Regions from separate parts of the Mus musculus genome. Here all the other regions are linked to region 2. A link is a loop called in an ENCODE intact Hi-C map of the cell type or tissue named here. Cell type or tissue: gastrocnemius. All regions are shown on one strand. Region 1 overlaps Tax1bp1 (Tax1 (human T cell leukemia virus type I) binding protein 1). Region 2 has its middle 23 kb from the start of Hibadh. Region 3 overlaps Jazf1 (JAZF zinc finger 1). Region 4 holds the start of Tax1bp1 (Tax1 (human T cell leukemia virus type I) binding protein 1).

Region 1 (2,500 bases), 62 kb after region 2:
ACTACCCAGGCTGGCTTTGACTTCACAGTCCTTTCTCAGCCTCATGAGTAATGGATTAAAGATGTGCACCACTACTCTGTTTATATTGTTTTTATTGATAGGTTCTTTTATGTTCAACCCCCTTTTTCATACCCTTTTGTATTCCCTGACTCAGCTATTAATATTAAAATTTAAAATTGCATTTAGTTAATTTTCTGTGGACATGTGTATTAGTGCCTGTCTCTCTGTGTGTGTGTATGTACATGTGTGTGTCCAGGTCAAGAGGACAATTTTCAGGAGTCAGTTCTTGTCTTCCTACCATGTGGGTTCCAGTGATTGAACTTGGGTTGTCAGGCGTGGTGGAAAAGCCTTTTATCCATTGAGTTTACACACATGCTCACCCCCGCCCCCCTCAAGCTCTGAAACCCAGGTAGGAGGCCTCAGACTTGCTGGTAGTCAGTGTCTGGCCGAGTTTGCAGAATCTTTATTCTGCTTTAGTCGTTTAGATTTCCTTTTGTGAATTTTTCAGTTCACTTATTGTATTCTTCATCTCCAGAGTAGATGGCTATTTTTTTGTTTGCTTCATTATTTTTGTATAGTTGATTATTGGAGTACATTGAATTTAATTAAAAGTATTATTTTGGATTGTTGGTCAGATAATTTATTGAACTCTGTTTCTTTTAGCTTAATGATGTTTCTTTTATTTTCTTCCTTTGGATCTTCTGTTCTTCAGAAGAATTTTTCCATTTTGTGATTTCCACAAAGCAGCATCCTCTTTGACTCATTTCAGATTTGTTTGTACTGGAAAGAAGTTCACCATATACCCTGCCCAAAGATTCTCTGGATCCCCCTTCAATCTTTCACTGAGATATGTTATGTTGTAGCTCTTTTGTGTAATTTCCCAACCTTAAAATATTGCTTGTTTCCGGAGTTTGTACTCTTTCTCCCTCTTGTGTCTGTCTGTGGTACTGCATGCCCTCAGTTGGAATCGGATGTTGAACAATCAGTCCTTTTTTTCCCCAGTGCCTAGGCACCCAAATCGTCCTGGTTTTGTTGCTGTCAACTCAGGTGAGGCAGAAACCTGTGCAGTCCATCTAAAAGTCTGTATGCGAGGTCCATGTCCGGCTCTTCCTGACTGCCGGCAGGAGTGAAGCTGCACAGCCTGCAGAGTTGAGCCTACTGAGGGGAAAGCCTTGTGGTTGTTAGAAAACAATGCCTCTTTTAGCTCACCTGGAGTACTTGTTTTTGTAATGGGTTTTTGGAGTTCTTCCAAAGGATTTTCTGGATTGTGCACTGTGAAATCGCTGACTGCCTGGGAGCAGAGCGTGGGCTGTGAGACTCTTTATTTTATCTTCTCCACATTTCTCCAATTTCACTTTCACTTACTTGGCAGAAGACTCTTTCAGACATTTTGTAATTTTCACAATGTAGCCAAAGGAAAGCCTTTTCTTTTATTCCTGGTTTTTTCCCCTCTTGTCTTTTTATCAAGTGTGCATCTAGGGAACTAGTGCCAGTGTTGGAGGGAAAGAGGTAGAGTTTCAGAACGTGTGAAAGGGTATCTTCTGTTCTGCTAGGAAATGAATAAGAGTACTAGTGGCTAAGAGCTTCGTAAGCTCAAATTCTATTAGCTCTCACTAATGGCACACATCTTCAATCTTGTTTTGGTTGTTAATGGTGGCTAATCAAAATTGTAGGACATGGGGCTGCTAAAGATAGCTCAGAAAGTAATATCAGGGCAGGCAGCTGGAGTGCCCAGAGGGCAGAGTACTGACTCCCAGATGTTGTCTTGTGGTATGTCTGAACCAGCACATGTGTACACAACATACACACACACACACACGAATTTAGCAAAACCATAGAACATATCATCTAAGACTGTGACTTTCTAATAGTCAATATTTAGCACAGTCTATTTTGTTTAGAAAACACAGTTTGAGATCTGTAATGTCTATATTTGAGTTGAAAATATTACATATATTTTAATTTTTATTATTGTATATTGTATATGGTACTGGGTTTTTTAAGGATCTTTCTCATATGAGTTCATTCAGTATGCTTTGAACATCTTCCCTAGAATACATCTAAGATGAAAATATGTTAATCTCTTAGAATGTAAATACTCTCCTCACCCAAGATATACAAATTGCTTTCAGACAGAACTTGCCAAAGATGAGAGATTAGTGATTTAAGTTACAGGAGAGTACTTACTAAAACAATGCAAGAGCCCCTCCGCCCCCCTCCCCCCCAAAAAACCCAGACCCTAAGTATGAGGTATAAAACATTAAGTTATTAAAAAGTACATAATAGAGGGGCTAGGAAGCTGGCTTAATCAGTAAATTGCTATAAGGACTTGAATTTGAATCTCCAGCACCCATGTTATAAAGCTGGGCCTACATGTCTGTAATCCTGACATTGAGCAGGCAGGCAGAGAAAGAAGGATCTGTAGTGTTTGCTGGCCACCTAATCCAGCCACATCAGTGAGCTTCAGGGTCAGTGAGAGACCCTGCCTCATAACAAGGTG
Region 2 (2,500 bases):
GGGCACTTAGCATTTTGGGACGGTCTGTAAGTGTCACCAGAGATCTCAGAGCCGTTCACTTGGTTTGCCTCCCAAGCACTTAAGGAAACAACAAGACGGAAATTTCTGCCAAACACTAGTAACAGCATGAACCTTTTAAAATTGTTATTAGCGCGTGGGCTGTTTTTAGATGAGGTCTTGCTTATATTGCCCAGGCTGGCTGCACAGTCCTCTTGTCTCAGCTTCCCAGATGCTAGGCTTACAGTGCGTGCTATCATACCAAACAGTTCAGTTAGAAGCACTCATACATCTATTAGTCGATTTTCTGTTGCCCTGATAAGATAAACTATGACCAAGGCAACTTAGTAAGAAGTTTAATTTGGCTTTGGTGGACAGGCATAGTAGCAAGTGACAAACATGCCAAAAGGAGCAGAAAGCTGAATCCTCGCATCTTCAACTGGCAGCACGAAGCAGAGAGAGGGACCTGGAAATGGTTTGAGGTTTCTTCATGGACACACCTCCACTAGCAAGGCCACATTTCTCAAACCTTCCCAGACAGCATCTCCAACTTAGAACCAAATGCTCAAGCATCTGAGCATCATAAGAGGGAAATGACTAGAACACAGGATGACTCAGGACTCAGGATGGAGCCCTGCTAGTTTGGAAGTGAGTCCGGTGAAATGCTGTATTACTCATATTCTGTTGTTATTTTATTTGCTTGCTACATTGCATTATTAGCAATTCATAGTAAACAGAACCTAAACATAGTGATGGAATAGTAAATGTTGAAGTGATCTCTTCATGAAAAGTGTACGCACATACACTTATGTATCTATTTGCCTTTCTATATGTAAGTTTATTAGAAATCTTATAATGTAAACATATACACACACATACATATATATGCACTTGGGGTTTGTTTTTGCTGTTGTTTGTTGTTTGTTTGTGTGTTTGGTTTTTCTGTTTTTGCCAAACTTGTGTTTCTGTGGCCAACATCTGGCTGCAATGAATTACGATTTGAAAACTGGAGCTGCATCCTAGTCTGTGCGCTTTCCCCCATAAATCTATTGTCATTAAATCTGACATGTGTATTTTATTTTTCTACGGGGTTTTAACAACCAGCTTGCAAAATTCCTAAAATTTTATAACCAGCTTTCGAAACTTGGTACAAGCCAAGTCTAGTATACTATGGCTCATAAGCCCTGCTCCTCCAATCTGGGAGACAAAATGATACTGTGATTCAAAGAGAACTTTTCTGGGGCCAAAATCATGCCTTTCTCCTTAGTAATTTCCTTTCCAATCCTCCTCTAGTCATCCCCCATCACCCGGTCTAAGACAGACATGGACCTCAAGGACTGTCATTGATTGATCAGCCTTCCTTGTAATCCCTCCAGAAGAGGAAACCCAGAGACTCACCTCTGTTAACTAAAGTGGCTGGGGCCAAACTACTCCGGTATCACAGCCACATGGTGGCACTATTGAAACATGGGTGTCGCTGCTGCCTAAGTACCCTTCTACCCTTCCACTCCCACCATTGAGCACCCCACTTACTGTCCTCAATCTTGCAAAGCTTCCCAGTGAACCCACATACTTCTCTTCCACAAGCCTAGTTCCTTAACCGGCTTACATGTAGCTCTTTTCTGTTCAGGAAATGCCGAGTTCAAAAGGCTCATGAGTATTCTGCATGCTTGGAATTTATATAAACAGGCTCCTCTGGTGACATCTGTTCTGACAACTTCTCTTTCTACCGCCCCTCCCCCTCCCCCCTCTTTAACTGCCCAGTGCTGGGGACTGAGATCAGGGTGTATGCATACCAGATGAACACTAACCACTGAGATGCACCCCCAGTCAAGATCTTCATGTGAGGATGTCACTCTACAGTCCAAGCTAACCTTAAGCTCATGATCCATCTGCCTTAGCTTTCTAAACGCTGAGACAATTTTGATATCTGAGTTTTAGGTTTTGTCATCTGTATACCACAAGGAACCTCTCTCTGTCTTAGTGTCTCTGAATATTGATTGGCCCAAGGCTGGAGAAGCTCAAGCCTTCCTTATTATTTGTATCTTTCTATCTTGTTGAGTTTGTTTATTTATCTACTTATTTATTTGTGTGTGCAAGTCATAGTATGGCTGTTCTCTCCTTCTACTATGTGGGGCCTGGGATCAAACTCAAGTTGTCAGGCTTGGTGGCTATGAGCCTCTACTTGCTGAGCCACACAGCACTGGTCCCATGTCCTTCTGCCTTTCACTGTTCGTTTTGTCTGAGTGGCCTGCAAGGCTCTGTTCCTCATGAGATGGCATGAACCTCCATTGTTTTCCACTTGCCATAAGAAATCTGACAAAAAGAACACTTTTGTGTTTTGTCAACTTCATTACAACGTTCTCAATCCCATTTAATTATCCCCAGGAAGGACCCTTAATTGCCCCAGTTGGGTCATATATCTACTTCTGGATCAGAGAATGGTCATAGAGATGAAGCACTAAGAACGATTAGATCTGCCCTCCTCCCTGACCCACCCATC
Region 3 (2,500 bases), 180 kb after region 2:
GTTAAGCCGTGCTGGAGGAATGACAAGTGCCCTGGACTCACCTAGCACTTGCTGTACATTACACTCAGGATGTTTTAAAGTGCTGGGACCTCGGCTTGATCTTGAGACTTCAGCCTCTCGTGGTGGCTGATGCCTCTTGGGGCACAAAATTATGTACATCGTTAAAACTTCATCAAGTAATAATTCTACTATGATTGTTAACATAAATAACAGCAGTAAATAAGTACACAGTGATAGATCTGTTTCCGTTCTATCCAGAGAATTGCAGTTCAGCTCTGATGTGTGAACTCAGGACATTATTCCCACTGCTAACTGCCACTCAACTTCCTGAGGGTGGGTCTTCCTTCCATTTAAGGTTAGCACATTCCTAGCTAAACAAGAGAAACAGACCAGCTTCAAACAGGACTCATTCACACAGGGTGAGGTCTACATACTCAGGGGTCACGTGACCGGGCAGGCAAGTTTCTGCCTTCTGCTGTTTTTCTTCCTGACAATAGAAGGAAAAACTGTTCTTGTGAAAATTAATTAAGTTTTGTTCATACGGAAAAAAGAGGCCAATGTGAACAGAAACAAGGGCCTCTCGCAGGAAGAAGTCCTTGTCATTCTCAGTGGTGCAGGACAGCTTTCTCATCTGACCAATGTTCCCCTCACCTTTCCACCAACAACAAACGTATCGGCTGCTAAGATACACTGCCACGATATGATTGCTGGGAAAATACATGGTGTAATACCAAGCACTCTAAATACCCGTAAGTGGAAAAAGACATAAACGACCATTTTAATTACTTTCCGCATGTAAAACGCAGCTGTAGTAATGTTGGCAGGTCTCACCTGCCCTGTTTTAAATCTGTGACATGAAATCATGACACTTAATTAAGTCTTAATGCATAAAAATATTTTTATTTACTTTTTATGGAATATCAGCATTTAAAGCTTTCTATTTATGTAAGTGCTTTATAAATTACTTGAAATACTTAAAAAAAAAAAACCCTGAGTACTACTAATCAGCAGTTATAAGTACCAGTTTCAATTTCATTAATTAAATGCCTTTTTGGTGGACTCCTGCTGCTGTGTGAACTAGCTCTAGGCTATGAAAGTAATGAGTCCGGACAGAGTCATCTGATCTCACACTTGGTGCAAAACGCAGGGAAAGGCCTTGCCCACAATTCCTAGCCTGTTTACCAGACTGCAAGCAGTCGGTCTGACTGTTGGAAGCATTAAGAAGCCTCAGGCTTTGCCCTTCCCCCTTCTGTAGTTTCCCAGTTTCTGATTTTTAGAAGGATTGTCTCAGAAAATATGGTATTCTAGCGCCCTCTGCAGGCCGCAAGCCTGTCAGCCTCTTGCCAGCGTGGCTTTTCATCAGCAGAAGTGGAAGCGAGGGATATCACGATTATTAGAGCCCAGAGGCAGAGCTCACTGGAAGGATGTTTCCTAAGGGCAGGCTGGCACTGGTTATTCCCCCCCCCCAAAAAAAAGCCTTAGGAAAACCCTCCTTTGCTGGCTTGTTCGGGATGTAAATTTCTGTCTTCAAAGGACATGGCAGAGCTTTAGGGGACTGACTTGTTTTTTATTGTCGATGTCCTAACAGTTCTTAAGGTCTGGAAGAATACAGGCTCTGACTGATCCCTCAGAGACTATACGGTGCCTGGGCTTAGGAAGGCTAGTTAGGGAGAAGAAGAAAATAGAAGTCAACTGTGTGGGCACAGCTGAGACTTGCTCAGCCAACGTCTCATTCTCATGAAGTGGCAACTTAGGAAAATGCAGGGGCTCTCTCAAGTGTTTTAAGGAACTTAGCATGGATTTTTAAAGGGCATTTTATATTGATTTTAAAACATTTTAGATGGGGTTGATATAAAACATTGCTGAAAGAAAGCTACTTGTAAAGATAAAATTGTGGCGGTGGGGAGGTGGAGAGACATCTCTGGGGTTAAGAGAACCCACAGCTCTGGAGGAGGACCTGAGTTCAGCACCCGTGTCTGGCAGCTCACAACTGCCTGCAACTCCAGCTCCAGGGGGTCTAAAGCCTTCTTCTGCACGCATCTGCCGCAACACTCACCGATATGCATGCACATAAATCAAAAGAGATAAAAACGAGCAAATGTCAAGAAAGTGACAAGAAAACAAAGGAAGGCCGTGGCTCTGATGGAGAGGCACTCCCCAGGCCACACTGTGAGCCTTGGAGTCTGCTTGACTATCAGCAAACAATCAATAAATAACCTTTTTGTTCATTTTCTTCTACCAAGTCTTGCTATAGCTATAGCCCAGGTGGTGTTGAGCTAAAGGCCCTCCAGACTTCTGGGGTTACAGCTGCGTGCCCCCACAGCTAGTCTGAGAGTCTCTCAGGAGACTTGTCTTTCAAATAGTTTTAAGTCAGCATAAGTATTAAAAGGTACTGAATTAGTTTTCTTAACAGTTAAGAGCATTAATTTTTTTCCTTCCAGTACTGGGGACTGAACTTTGGGCCTCAGGCACAAAGAAAGCACTCCATCAATGAGCTGAA
Region 4 (2,500 bases), 51 kb after region 2:
GGGCTGCCTTGTCTGGCCTCAGTGAGAGAGTAAGCGTCCAGTCCTATAGTGACTGATGTGTGTGTGTGTGGGGGGGTAAGGGGTGGTGGGATACCCAGGGGGGTTCCCCTTTCTCAGAGAAGAAGGAGAGGGGATGAGGGGTGGAGCTGCAGAGGGGACTGGGAGGAGATGTAATATTGGAATGTAAAGTGAATAAATCAATTAGTTAAAAAAGTAACAGGATGTCTTCACCCTGGAGCAGTAGAATGCCTTAACTCACAGCCAGCCATGAGAGCAATCATGGGGTCTTGAGTAATCTCAGTAAGGAGGTTCTGTATGAAGTTAAAAACTAAAACCCTGCCCTGCATTTTGGTAGCTGTGTCTCCTGACCAACAGAATGCCCCTTTGTGGTTAAATGCCCTGAGATGTCTGTCTGTTCATCTCTCTCTCACTCTCTCTTTCTCTCTCTCCAGGGCATTTTCCCCTATAGTTGCACTAAAATGAAGTGTCTGAAACGCAAAAGATCTCAATTTCATTATATTATTATAGACATTGTGGTTTTGTGACCTGCTTTCCCTTGTGGTTGTTTTCTAGAGCAGCACAGGAAGAAATACCTCAAAAGGAAGACTTGGTTGATCGTGATATGGAAGTGAAAATAATTTAAATTTCTAAAATTACTTTTGCCTTATATAGCTTACCTTTCTCTGTTAAATGTGCAGTTTGAATTGGAACTTCATGGAAGCAAGTGTATTTTATTCAAATCCATCATATCTTGTGTTGGAATATTACTTATCTCATGAATACACTACCGTCTTAATCATAAATATTTCTTTAAAACCCACAATGCCGAACTTAACTTTTGCTTCAACAGCCTATGTCTCTCAACAGTAATTTTTCCTTTTGGAGGACCAGAATGAAGAGATCCCTATTTAAACAAACAAACAAGCAAACACACAGACACCCAACTTAAAAAATTTCAATATATAAGAAACAAATGAATCAGCAAATATTAAGAACCTGTCTTATGGAGGCCAATGTGGACTTGAATTGTGTGGAAAATGAAAGAACTTGAAATTAGAGTTTTGTATATTATTGTTCTGTTTAATGTTATGCTTTCTTCGCTGGTGATACGGTAAATGTCATTAGTTTCATAGCAACACGGGAATATGATGGTTCAATTCGTGATAGCTATGACAGTTCTTGGGGCTTCTGTATATATTGAAACATGTATTAGCTTAGACTGATATTTAAGACCCAGGTCACCTGGCCTCTGAGCGATCCTTCCCATTTCGCTGGTAAGTCAGTTAATTTGTTTCAAACGGACTGTGTTTTGAGGTGACTACATCACTGACCAAAAGCCACAGAGGAAAAAGCTGTCAGGGAAACCACTAAAGGACTCTTTACAGCTAGCGAGTGGGGCGTGTCGCCGCAGAGCATGCGCAGCAGCAGAGGCGGAAGCGAGCCTCCCTGGGGCGGAAGTGACGCACCGCCGGCTCTCCGCTTAGAGAAGGTGTAGCCGGTCTACGCTGAGAGGCAGTGGTGGTGGCCGCGGAGGTTCGGGGCGCGGCGTAGCGTGCGGGGCGGAGGCCCTGACCGGTAAGGTTTGCGGACGGGCCGCGTGCTTTCGAGGTAACCGGCGCTCGCGCTCCGTCTCGGCCCTGGAACCCGGGCCTGGCGAGTTTTGGGAACGGTCTCCGTGGTGACGAAGCTCTCTTTCCCAAGGACGAGCTTCCCCCGGGCCGCGATTGTGACGTGTTTTGGGCTTGGGGTGACCGTAGAGTGGGAAGCGTGGCGGGAGCGGGCGTGCTAGGCCGCGGCTGGCCCCGGCTGGCCCCGGCGTCTAACAAGCCAGGGACGGGTGGCGGGCGCGCTAGGCCGCGGCGAGCCGGGGAGGACCCGTTGGGTTGTTTTGGTTTGAGTCTCCGCTGGAGGAAGAGGCGGGGACTCCCTGTGTCGCCTGGTTTGGCTGTTTACCTGGCTTGGCTTGATCTCCGGCTTCTCCTGGGCTGAGAGATTAGTTGAGTCTTGCTGTTTGGAAAGCAGCCCTCCCCCTCTGGTGCCCAAGAGAAGGCTTTAAGAAATCTTGGGGAGGATCGCTTCGCTCTGTGGTCGTCTGGACTTGATTTCACGACTCCGCCTCCCTCGCTCCACCCACTGCTGACTCTCCCCGGTGTTTTGGACCCGGCGGAAGGTGCAAGACGTGTTCTGGCTAGCGCTCATCGCCCGAAAACTGTACTGTTAGAACGTAGCTGGGGTGTTCGCTTGTATTTCCCTGTTGAGAAATATGAAGTACAATTTGTTCCTGAAAGTTTTGTTGGAAAACGTTGTGGCGTTTGACTATGATAGATTTCCGGCTTTATCGTTATGTTGGTATGTTAGACATTTTAATGCTAAGTATCTGCCAAGTATGCTGCTTTTTGCCAAGTGGTAAAAATTCATGATTAGGACACGAACAAATATAATTAAAATTTTAGTGTTCAATCCCAAAACATTCGAAAATGGTTATTTGAATAACATTCCT

The links. Peaks named below come from ENCODE experiments on the same cell type or tissue, not always from the same donor. Only the 100,000 strongest peaks of a DNase experiment are listed, where the experiment ranks them.
Region 1: a loop joins it to region 2, with 2.1 times the contacts of the local background. A loop is called at or near these places in 16 of 42 quality-filtered maps.
Region 3: a loop joins it to region 2, with 12 times the contacts of the local background. A loop is called at or near these places in 20 of 42 quality-filtered maps.
Region 4: it touches region 2 in a loop (1.8-fold over the local background); 16 of 42 quality-filtered maps call a loop at or near these places.

The regions. Positions count from the first base shown.
Region 1 is chr6:52,723,979-52,726,478 of GRCm38, forward strand. The region is part of intron 2 of Tax1bp1 (Tax1 (human T cell leukemia virus type I) binding protein 1); the gene reads left to right. Among named protein-coding and RNA genes, the nearest start is that of Tax1bp1, 12 kb to the left of the region's middle. In gastrocnemius, no CTCF peak of the experiment used is centred here; a DNase peak (open chromatin) is centred at 956; H3K4me3 peaks cover 228 bases; H3K27ac peaks cover 291 bases.
Region 2 is chr6:52,661,731-52,664,230 of GRCm38, forward strand. No RefSeq gene overlaps it. Among named protein-coding and RNA genes, the nearest start is that of Hibadh, 23 kb to the left of the region's middle. In gastrocnemius, a CTCF peak has its summit at 1,463 (motif pointing right); no DNase peak of the experiment used is centred here.
Region 3 is chr6:52,837,623-52,840,122 of GRCm38, forward strand. All of the region lies in intron 2 of Jazf1 (JAZF zinc finger 1), which reads right to left. Among named protein-coding and RNA genes, the nearest start is that of Gm52903, 28 kb to the right of the region's middle. In gastrocnemius, no CTCF peak of the experiment used is centred here; DNase peaks (open chromatin) are centred at 1,282 and 2,007; H3K4me3 peaks cover 271 bases; H3K27ac peaks cover 880 bases.
Region 4 is chr6:52,712,281-52,714,780 of GRCm38, forward strand. It overlaps Tax1bp1 (Tax1 (human T cell leukemia virus type I) binding protein 1), which reads left to right and starts at 1,449. Exons shown (of 18, transcript NM_025816.3): 1 at 1,449-1,575. In gastrocnemius, no CTCF peak of the experiment used is centred here; DNase peaks (open chromatin) are centred at 1,455 and 2,067; H3K4me3 peaks cover 1,647 bases; H3K27ac peaks cover 1,692 bases.